Linked DNA regions of Homo sapiens: region 2 is linked to region 1. The links are chromatin loops, found by intact Hi-C in ENCODE. Cell type or tissue: CD4-positive, alpha-beta T cell. All regions are shown on one strand. Each heading gives the region's core, and the rest is flanking DNA. Links, peaks and the distances in the headings are about the cores only.

Region 1 (5,431 bases), core at 196-5,195:
AGCACCGGGCTGGCCCAAACTAAGAAAGCATGTCTGATGGTGCCAAGCGGTGGCCTGGGTGGATCCGGCTGCAGCACTGTGGTGCGGGAGACAGTGGCTTGGCCTGGCACCATGGGCTCTAAGTATGGCCTCTCCAGGAAGCTGACAACAGGCGTGGCCTCAGCACCTCCCTGCCCGGTGGGAGGGGAAAGCTGAGCCTGAAGGGACAGGAAGAGCCTTGTGTTGGGGGCTGCCCAGAGGCGCGTGTGCTGATGGGGGCTCCTGAACACGCGGCCACACCTGCTGAGGAGCGGGGGCAGCTGCAGGCAGCCCGAGAACAGACGGAGACTAAGCTTGAACGAGGCCGCCTTGGGAGGGCGGGGCGGGGCGGGATTTCTCCTGAACTTCCTGCATTTCCTATGACCATTTTTTAAATTGTTATTTTGAAAGCCAGTTGAGGGTTTCAGAATGACAGTGAGCGTAAGCTGCAGCAGCCCCTGGCTGCCCCTGGCAGGACCCCCTCCTGCCGCTTCCCACTGCCAACGGGGCAGAGTCGCGTGGCTCGGCAGCACGGCCTTCCTCCCATGCACACGGCCGCAGGAGGCCGAGGAGTCCCGTGCCCGGGATGGAAGCCCCAGCCTCACTCTGCACAGGCGCAGAAGCAACGGTGCTTTCCTGCGCCAGCCCCAGCACCCGCGGCCTCCTGCAGACGGTCACTGCAGGCTCAAGGCGGCCACTGCAGGTCTGGAAACTGCTCCAGAAAGGCTGTTTGTTGCCCTGGGGCTGGGACCAGACAGGCTGTGAGACAAATATGGTGGAAAATCCGGCCCTCACCCTCTGCCCCTCAGGAGCCTGGCTTGGGGCCACTGGCTGGGGCCAGGGCTCTTGCTGCTGGGGGGGAAGCTGGCGGGGGGGGGGGGGCTGCAGAGCCCACCTCTGCCTGGAGCGGCGCCAGCACCCGCAGCCCAAGGCCGTCTTCAGCCGGTCCCAAGCCTCAGGCTTTCTGTCGCTTGTGCACCACCCCAGAAAGCTGCCTGCCCAGGCGACCCAACCCTCTCCAGGCTCCCTCTGCCCCTCCTGCTCACGATGCAGCTCAGCTCTTACGGGGGAATCTCTGGAAGAACACGCCTTCCCTTGGGGTGCTCAACCCCCACAGCCCACTCACCAGGGGACAGGGCACCTGGGCTTCCCGTGCCCTCTGGGCCCTGTCACATGTGCGGCGGACACAGACCGGGTGTCTACTCCAGACAGGACCTCACCCTCCTGCCAGACAGGCTCACCCAGGACCACCCGCTTTCCCAAGCATGTGGCCTGGGCTCCATCTGGGACCAGCCCCTTGGCCCTGTGACCCAAGCCTGCTCTCCCCGTCACACGCATCCCATCACCCACAGCCAGGGAGCAGGGACAGAAGAGCCACCTCGAGACAGGGCCTGGCCTCGCACACCCACGGCTCTGCTGTCCACCAGAACAAAGCAGCAGATCCACTTGCCTCCAGCCTGTTACCCCACCTGGGAAACAAACTGCCTGGATGGTGGAGCCATCAGCCACAGTCCAAGCCCCTGGCCTGGCCCTGTGGGAGGAGCTGCCCTGAGGAGCAAGGGGAGGCAGGGTTACACTCAGGTCTCCCGAGTCTTTGGGCTCTGTGTCCTGGAACATTCTCAGCTCAACTGCAGTTCAAGAAAAGCTTGCAAGTCTTCCTATATGCCAGCCCCATGCAAGGTACTGGCAGTGCAGGGTGAGTGGCCATGGTGCCTCCCTGGAGACCCTGGTGGAAACGCCTCGATCCCTCACAGCAGGCCCGAGTGCGTCCCCAAAAGACACAGCCACCAGGAGCCTCGGAATGTGGCCTTATTCGGAATAAAGGTCTCTGAAGATGTAATTAAGTTGAGGATCTGGAGGTCCTGAATTGGGATGGGCCCTAAAGCCAATGATAGACACCCTGATAAAAGACAGAAAAGAGAAGATGACGCAGGCATGGGGGCGAGGGAGTGTGAAGGTGGAGCAGAGGCAGTGATGTGAAGATGCCAGCCTGGGAATGGAGTGACATGGCGGCAAGCTGAGGACACCACGAGTGGCCAGCAGCCACCAGACGCCGGGAGAAGGCACAGCGGGTCCTCCCACGGAGCCGCCCAGAGGGCCCACCCTGCCAGGTCTCAGGCTTCCCATCTCCAGGACTACAAGAGAAACTTCTGTTGTTTGCAGACACTGAGCTACGGAACTTGGTTGTGGCGGGAAACTCGCTTTCTCCACGCCTCCTGTGTCTCTGCATCCCTGATAACACCCTGCAGACTCTGAGCACCTGCGGCCACGCCTGCAGGCAGCAGCCTCACCTGCGCTCACGCTGCGCCCTCACCGGAGCACCTGCCAACCCAGCAGCCCACTTCCCCTAATCTCCTTCACCATTTTCTGACCCAGGCCAGCAGGTGGGGAGCCTGTCCTGCCCCTTATCACTAGGACCCGCCCTCTGAGGCCTGGACTGTCAGGCACGTTGAAGGTGGTTTGGGGTGGTGTGGGGTTTTCCGTTGAAATGGATTTGATTAAGTCAATCACATCAAAGTGCTCTTAGGTGAAGACAACAGAGAAGAGGGCGGGTCCGGCAGGCTCCCTCGGGCCCCTGATGCAGGAGGCTCCAACGAGCGGTGGCGTAAAGCCCTGGGTTTGGTGCAGTCTCTGTCTGGAGGGACCTCAGCACCCGAGATCACGCAGAGCAGTGTTTACAAAAAAGACTGGAAACCGGCGGCCTTTTATGACCAGGCCTGGGGGGCTGAGGGCAGGCAGGTCCGACTCAAACGCTTCCTCCAGGAAACTGGTCCCTGCTTTCCCAGCCGCTTCCTCCAATCACCAACTTAAGCCCAAAGAGAAAATGGAGTTTGAGGTCTCACCACAAAGAGGAACAAGCCAACCCCGGGCTCCGGAGCCCTGGGCTTTTCCTATGAAACGCCACTGATGGGGAGGCCACAACGCCACCCGGAGCCCTGGGCTTTTCCTATGAAACGCCACTGACGGGGAGGCCACAGCGCCACCCGGAGCCCTGGGCTTTTCCTATGAAACGCCACTGACGGGGAGGCCACAGCGCCACCCGGAACAGGCTGGTGCCTGCAGCCATGTGACTGCCAATTCAACCAAATGCTGTTTATGCATTTGGCAGATTTAAGTGATTCACCCAAGCTCTTTCTCTTTCCAAGTAATTTTTGTTCCCCAGAAGCAAATGCCTGACCACAAGTACCTAAGGCCTCTAAACGGTATAATGAAACCACCTCCTAATCCTTCCTGGGGGAGCTTCTGGTGTCCCAAGGAGAAGTAGAGCCTGGGGACGTGGGGACAGCAGGGCGGGACAGGGCAAGGCAGGCTCCCTCCCAGGGTTCAGTGCTGGGTACCACAAAAACGGGAGGGTCAGTGCCCAGGACGGGGCTGGAGAAGGTGTCTGCAGCGGCTGAAGAAGGTGCAGCCCAGTATGGGGCCTCTGGGGAGGGCACTGGAGGCAGAGGGGTCCCCCAGGCAGAACCGGGCTCCCGTGCACTCCAGAGGCAGTTCCATCTCTCACTCTCCTCCTGCCCCTCCTGAGACCCCCCTGAAGCTGTTCTCTTGACGTCCCTGAGAAGCTGTGTCCCATAGGCCACTTGTCCCAGGTCCCTCTCCCTGGATGAGCTCAGGATTCTAACGCGGTGAGTGGGAATCCGTTTTGGGGTTTCAGTTTTCCCCCGATGCCTAGTGGCTGCTTCCTAGGCCATGGCTGGTGAAGTTAAGACGCCTCACGAGGCCACAAACCTCTCAAGAAGAGGTGGACCCTGGCAAGCTCACCAAGGGGCCTGGGTGGCGGCTGTAGTGGCCATGCTGCGATGGCACCACCTGGCACTGAGGCTCTTGTTCCATCCACTGCAGATGGCAGAGGGGGGTCTTTGTCCCAAGAGGCTGGGAACCCCCCATGCCCTATGGCTGTCAGGTGTTGGTGGCCAGGCAGGGGCACTCAGCCCACCGGCTTCCCAGGGGACGGAGCTACCTCCCAGGCCCACACGCGCTCCCGCCTAAAGCCCTTGTTTAGTCAGAACATTGCCGTGGGGCTAAGGCACACAGTTGCTGCGACTGCAGGATGGCCCCTTCGGCAACAGCTGCCTCCCCTCAGCTGCTTCATGCTGGCTGGAGCCTTACTGGGCTTGGAAGAGCAGATGGGCTGGGGCGCCGTCTGAGTCCTCGCCACTGTGGAACTACTATGGACATACTGTTTTCTGGTGCTTGCATGCAAGCGATCGTTCCGATGAGGTCTGGGATTCTTGGCTATCTTCAAACAGAGCTTGGAGATGCTGCTCCTGAGTGGCTGAGAACCTGTGGCCTCGTGGACTCTCCCACTTGGGGATAACCAAGGCTCTTAACACCTTGCCTGGCTACTCCCAGCTCTCCTCGCCCTGGGATCGAGGACCTGTGTGCAGGATGTGCATAATCCGTGATCCATCTTGAGGGCCACCCTCCATGCTGCCCGAGCTTGACAGCCGCTTCCAAGGGAGCTCTGCCGCTGTTTCTCCCTTGTGTCCTCCTGACACTTCCCGATGCATCCCCGAGTTCTGGGAGGCACCTCCACGTCCCTTCCTCTTCTGCCACATTCCCATGCCTTGCCACGGTCCCCTCTGAAACAGCGGGGGTTCCTCCAGCAGGTTTGCCCACTTCGCTTTTTCTGCCTTGCCCTGCTGCTAGGTGAGGTCTCTATGAATTCTTGGGGGGACTCTGGGTGCTCCTTCACTCAGAGAGCTTTCTCTCACCTGTTTCCACACAGCTCTGAGCCCAAAGGGTTTCACCCTCCACACCCTGCATCCTGTGCTCTGTATGGCCCCTTCTGAGCTTCCGGCCCCTTCATGCCAGGGCTCTCCCCCTCCTGCTTGGGGAGTGGTGGGATGCCGGGGCAGGTGTGGCTGCCATCCGTTCCTGTCAGTCAGGGACCACCTCTTCTTGCATCTCTGGCTGCCTCGAGCCTGTGGCTCTCATGAGCTGCTGGGGGGGCCTTGGGGGTTGGAGGTCAGGTAAAGACAGGAAGTCTGTGTTGTTCAAAGCCTTGCACATGGGCTAATTTGTTACAGCAGCCATTGGACACTTGTGCAGTATGCCCACCGGGGCAGGTGGGAAGCTTGTGTGGCACGCCCACCAGGGCAAGTGATGTGGCTGTGAAGGGACCTAGGGCAGGGATACACATTGTACAGGGGGCACCAGACACACGGTTGGGGAAGAAAGCAAGGTGAAGCTGTGACTGGTGTGAGCGGTGTGAGCAGTGTGAACTGTGAGTGGTATGAACTGTCTGAGTGGTGTGAGCTGTGTGACTGGTATGAACTGTGTGAGTGGTGTGAGCTGTGTGACTGGTATGAACCGTGTGAGTGGTGTGAGTGGTGTGAGCTGTATGAGTGGTGTGCCACCCTTGATGGCAGAAGCAGATTAAACAGATATGTTAAAAGAAATCAGGCCAGGC
Region 2 (5,431 bases), core at 353-5,352, 71 kb after region 1:
GGAATCTGGGGGGGACAAAGCCAGGCCAGGGCAAGCACCTCCGTCTGCACTCCTGCCCAGCCATGCTGATCTCTGCAGCAGCCTTGATTTTTAAAACAATAGATTTCAAATCAATGAGGAAACTGTTTTCTGATGAAGCAGGCATACCATACAAATAACAATAATTGTATTGCTTATAGCTTTCCCCAAACTGTCTCAAGTTCTGATCTTTATCATCAATCAGCAGGTTGGTCTGCCTGTATACTGGGAGAGGGGAGGGGCCTGCGTCTCTGCCCACGCCCAGGGCAGGCAGGAGACCTGTAAGGAAGCGCTCCAGGCACAGAGATACCACCCCGGGTGGCCACTCGCCCCCATTGACAGCCAGAGCCGAACAAGGCGGCATCCCACTCAGGAGGGTGGCTGAGAAGACCAAGGTCTCGCCACGTGCCCAAGTATTAGTCAGCAGCAGCAGGAGAAATGGTGGTTCACAGAGCTTTATTTTTATCTCCAGTTATACACAGACAGCAGAGAGGGAGGTTCAGAGAAACACACAGCTCAACGGAGCTTTTTAGGTGAGGAGGAAAATCTGGCTGGGAAGGGAAATGACACCAAGTAGAAGGCCTGGTCGTCCACTAACGTGAGCCCAGATTCAGCTCTGAGCTTCCCAACACCAAGTAGAAGGCCTGGTCGTCCACTAACACGAGGTCCGATTCAACTCCAAGCTTCCTAACGCCCAGTAGAAGGCCTGGTCCTCCATTAATATGAGCCCAGAATCAGCTCTGAGCTTCCCAACACCAAGTAGAAGGCCTGGTCCCCCACTAACGTGAACCCAGATTCAGCTCCGAGCTTCCCGACACCAAGTAGAAGGCCTGGTCCTCCACTAATGTGAACCCAGATGCAGCTCCGAGCTTCCCAACCAGGAAGAGACAGGGTCAGGGCCACAGGGCACAGGCCCTTACTTGATGTAAGAGCCGAGGGGCTCAAGAGGAAGTCTGGGAAGCTGCTCTGAGTGGTCCTGCAGGGCCTGGCCTGGAACCCGGGTTCCTCCCTAGGAGGGTCCTGCCTGACACAGCTGGGAGCGCCCGTTAGGTGTGGGGGTCCCCGGGGAAGACAAGGCCCCGCAGTGGGCTCGGGGACACAGGATGCTCCGCCCAAAAGCACGGGGCCACACTCCCCAGGAACCCGCCAGTGGACACACCAGACTACCCTGCCTCAGATCCGGGTCAGAAGACAGATGCCGCATCCCAGTGTAAAGGAAACAGTGCGGGCTACTGGGCCGGGTGAAAATGCAAGATGTGAACCAGGAGCTGCACGTCGGCCACGTGTGGAGAAGGCTGGGCCTTCAAGAGGACTGAGAGGAACAGAAGGAGGAAAAGCAAATTAAAAGTCCACACCGCGAGGCGCCCTCTGATGACTGGCAACCCCGTGGTACAGAGGGTTAGAGATCCCCCTCCAGGCCCATCGGGAGCCCGGGCCAAGGGACCAGCACCCCGTGGGTTTCCTGCCCTCACTCACCATGATGCACCGGCTATATACTCACTAAACTCTCACACTCAAAGTATGTCCGCGGGCCAGCAGCGCTGGCACCGCCTGGGGCCGGCTGGAAATGTGGGCTCCTGGCCCCACCCCAGGCCGGCTGGGTCAGCCGCATTTTCACAAGTCCTGGGTGACTGGGGGTCCGGGACAGGCAGGAAAGCTGCTCTGAGTGGTCCCGGCTCCGTGTGGAAGAAACACTTGTCTGTGACTTTGCCTCCCTCAGATCACCTTGGAGTGTCTCTGGGCTTCACCCGCAGAGAATCAATCCCTCAACAAAATCACCTCCAAGGCATCCTCGCATTACTTCTCCACTGGAAAGCTGGGTGGTTCAAGTTCTAAAAGAAAAGCCGGCTTATTTTTAGCCTTGTAAAATGCACAACCAGATGGATAGACACGCAGAGCTGACATTTGTTACATAAAAAGTATGACAGTAGGTCCCGAGTCCATTCTAGAGCAGCCTCACAGCTGGGAAGGAGAAGAGGCATCAAGCTGCACAGCTGCCCCAAGGGCCCCCAGGACACCCGGTGCTGGGCCCAGAACCGGGGAAGCCAGGAGCAAACATGTGACGGGGTGCCCGGCAGGAGGCCAGGACCATAGGCCTCCTCCCCAGTCCACACCCCAGACCAGGGGCCTCTGCAGCCACCAGGCTTCTGACCACCAAGCGCCTGCACTGTGGGGGATGGGTGTCTGGGCCACACAGAGAGCCCCCACCCCTTGCCTCACAGGGTCAGGAGGCAAGGAAAGAGCACCCTCCAAAATGCGAGTCCACACCTGACTGGAAAGTTTTCCCACACTAGGGCTAAGCTGACGCTCTGGAAGGACAACCCGTCCATACCAACCGTGCGGGAGGAGCTGTCCCCAGCCCTCGGCAGCCCCTGGGCTCAGGACCTTCTCTCTTCTCTGCTCCATGAGCTCCGGCAACACCATAAGGAAAGAACGAGGCAAAACCATCACGGGGCCACTAGAGTCACTCCAAGGCAACGTGACAGACCACCCAGAAAGCCAACAAAATGAACTTCAAAGCTATAGACTAACGAGAATTTAGCCAAGTGCAGTCATGTGCAAGAGGCAGCGAAGTCTCAGCCACACACAAGGTGAACCTTGTAAAAGTGGAGCGTTCCTTCACATCAGCAGCAGCCAGCGTGGAAACGGTCCCACTCCAGTCCCACAGGCCGGGAGCAGCAAGGGCGCAGCCTGCCTGGGGCTCTGCGGTGAGGGGCTGCGTGGGAGGCCTCAGATCCCTACAGGGGGAAACATCCTAACTGCACTCATCCTGGGAAAGAGGAGAACTAATGCGAGAAGGAGAGAGCTTTCTCACTCTCCGTCAAGCGATACTCCCTACGGGCTGCAATTTCCAACGCAAAAAGTGAAACCACAGAAGCGCTAGAAGAAAGTACAGATGCAGGTTTATGAATTAAATTATTATTAACTGTGCTGGGAAGGACTGCTGTCACATAAAGGCAAGGCCGGACGCAGCCACAAAGGCAGATGATGAATCTGACCACACACAAATTAAACACATCCATAGAGAAAAAAGCTAAGTAGCAACATTAAAAGATAAATGAGGAACGTGGGAGGGAAGCTGCTGAAGGCTCAGCCTGTGTACCAGGAAGGGCGAGAGGAACCTGCGGCTGCCATCCCACAGGACACATGCCGCTAACAAGCGCGGGCAGGCAATTCAAAAAGTGTGGAAACACGTGAAATGTGTTTAGAGCTGAATGCTCTAAACATTTAAGGTAAAAAGATGATGAACCTCATTGATAATCAAAGAAACTCAAAGCATGAGTGCCATCTTTTAATCTCTTAGACTGGCAAAGAATAGAAACATTGCTGATACCCAAAGCTGGAGAGGATTCAGGGGAAAAGGCGATCAAACCCTCCCGCTCCTGGAGCAAGTGAAAATGGGTTTTCCCTTCCCGCCAGCTCCGCTGGCAGCAGGTGGTCTGGTTCTCTCCCCTGCAGGTGCCTCCCGCCACCCACTGCACTCGCTCCTGCCTCCCTGTCTTGTCAGTCTCTCTGCTTCCCCTCTGCCCGGTTACCCCACGACAGCATGGCCCATAAACAATGCTCAGAGAGGGACCAATTGAGCGGCCACACGTGTTAAGGTATTTCACACGGACCCCTTTGCCTGAGCAATGTCGTTCCTAAAAATGTATCCTAGGGAAACAATGCCAAGTGCACAAAGATCTGCAACGATGTTCATCAATACGTCGTTTATGATATTTATAAAACAGAAACACCTCACAGTCCTGTGACAGGAAACTAAGTAAGCAGAGAAAGTCACAGCTGCTCAGGGGAGCACTGCAGAGTCGGGAATCTCAGCCTCGACTGCTGGTAAAACTCAAGAGGGGCTTAAAAAAAAAGCCTGAGCCCCTGAGCCCCACCCCCAACCCACCAAACCCCCCCAGTTCACCCACAGTTCACGGGTGTGGGGCTTGAGCATCTGCATTTTTTAAGAGTGCCCAGTGAATGACTCGGGTCCACAGCCTGGGGCTGAGAACTGTTGTAAATTCAGCCAACAAATGATGCCTCAGGTCTGGAAGAGGCTGGCAACATATCGCTGAATCAACAAGCACCTTACGGCAAATTGGCATGCAGAGCAGGATCCCACTTCTGCTAACAAAGAGAGAGTGTTTCTCCACGGCTGTACCTGGGACTGTATTTCCAGAAAAAGGCTGGGAGGTGACACCGTGATCCCAATGCTGAAGTTACAGATACCGTGGCATAAAGTATAGAATGTTTTTAAATGCATACATTTTAATGCTTTCATAATTAGGAAAAAACAAAGGTGTTTCTAATTTTAAGAGATGACTTGAGGAGTCTGGTGGCCCCTGGTCCTGCCTCACTGCCTGCCCGGCCCGGCGCCCAGGGCGGGCCGTCCACAGCCTGCAAGGGCCTGTCCACTCCAGCCTTCCCCAGATGAAGGCAAAGCCCCTCAGGGAGGAGCTACTTCCTGCTGGCGGGCTAATGCCACGTCAGGCTGGAGACTCAATGCTGTGACCCCGAGACGGGCGAGCGCCCCCCAGGTTGCAGAGCTGCTTAGCGGGAAGGTACCGGAGCCTCCTCTCAGGTTCACTTGGTATCACCAGGACACCAAGACAGAGAGGAATGAAGGGGCTCGCCCAACGCCATGCAGCTCTGGTGCAGAGCAGCAGCAGAAAGACCCCCTAACCAAGTTCAACCCCAAAAATGAATTTTTCACCGAAGTCAGAGAAGGGATAGAATGGGAGCATGTGAGGGGCTGAGGGGAAGGAAAACTGGAGACCCTCAGTTCTGGCATGACAAAGACGTGCAGAGAATTCTGTACATGCACCAAATATCTGCCAAATTAGGAAAATGGTTCTGGAGTCCACAAGGATTAAAAGGAACAGAGGACATTTAGTCTTATATGTCGCAACTATGCCTATCAGTTGAAATTTACCTGGCACTTTGTTAAACAGCACTCTTAATTTCTTTTTTCCTTTTCTCTGCATACTAAATTTGATATATTAATTAGGTGTTTTAATCTAAAAAATTCATCGGAAGGTCTAGCATTGCCATAGCAACCGTGCAGATTCAGTAAACTCGAGACACCAACACAGCACCAGGGCCTCCTTAAGCCAGTGCTGCCACGGGGCCACGAAAGTACCAGGCAAATGACTGCACCAACCTGAAAGGGGTGGGACTCAGGGGCAACAGTCCCTTCCTAAAAGACTCTCCTTTCTCCTTCCAAACTGAATCCCTTCCACCAACACGAGTCCCCGGCATCCACACTCAGAGGTGCAGAACATTCTTCTGCAAACCCTGTGCTATGACTCCCAAGTTGTCTGTGCCCTGCCAGTGACAGGAAGAAGCGGAGGGAAGCGGTCACCGCCCAGAGATGTCCTCTGCTATTCGGGCCAGGGCCTAGTCTTGCCCTCCTGATTTCACCACACAA

What was found. A loop is a pair of places that touch in the nucleus more often than their neighbours do. Peaks named below come from ENCODE experiments on the same cell type or tissue, not always from the same donor. Only the 100,000 strongest peaks of a DNase experiment are listed, where the experiment ranks them.
Region 2: it touches region 1 in a loop (8-fold over the local background); 12 of 110 quality-filtered maps call a loop at or near these places.

Annotation. Positions count from the first base shown.
Region 1 is chr10:132,229,793-132,235,223 of GRCh38, forward strand. The region is part of intron 2 of STK32C (serine/threonine kinase 32C); the gene reads right to left. Among named protein-coding and RNA genes, the nearest start is that of DPYSL4, 46 kb to the left of the region's middle. RefSeq lists an enhancer at 461-540. In CD4-positive, alpha-beta T cell, for the core only: no CTCF peak of the experiment used is centred there; DNase peaks (open chromatin) are centred at 609, 2,749 and 3,019; H3K4me3 peaks cover 988 bases; H3K27me3 peaks cover 190 bases.
Region 2 is chr10:132,300,423-132,305,853 of GRCh38, forward strand. The region is part of intron 1 of STK32C (serine/threonine kinase 32C); the gene reads right to left. Among named protein-coding and RNA genes, the nearest start is that of STK32C, 4.8 kb to the right of the region's middle. In CD4-positive, alpha-beta T cell, for the core only: no CTCF peak of the experiment used is centred there; no DNase peak of the experiment used is centred there.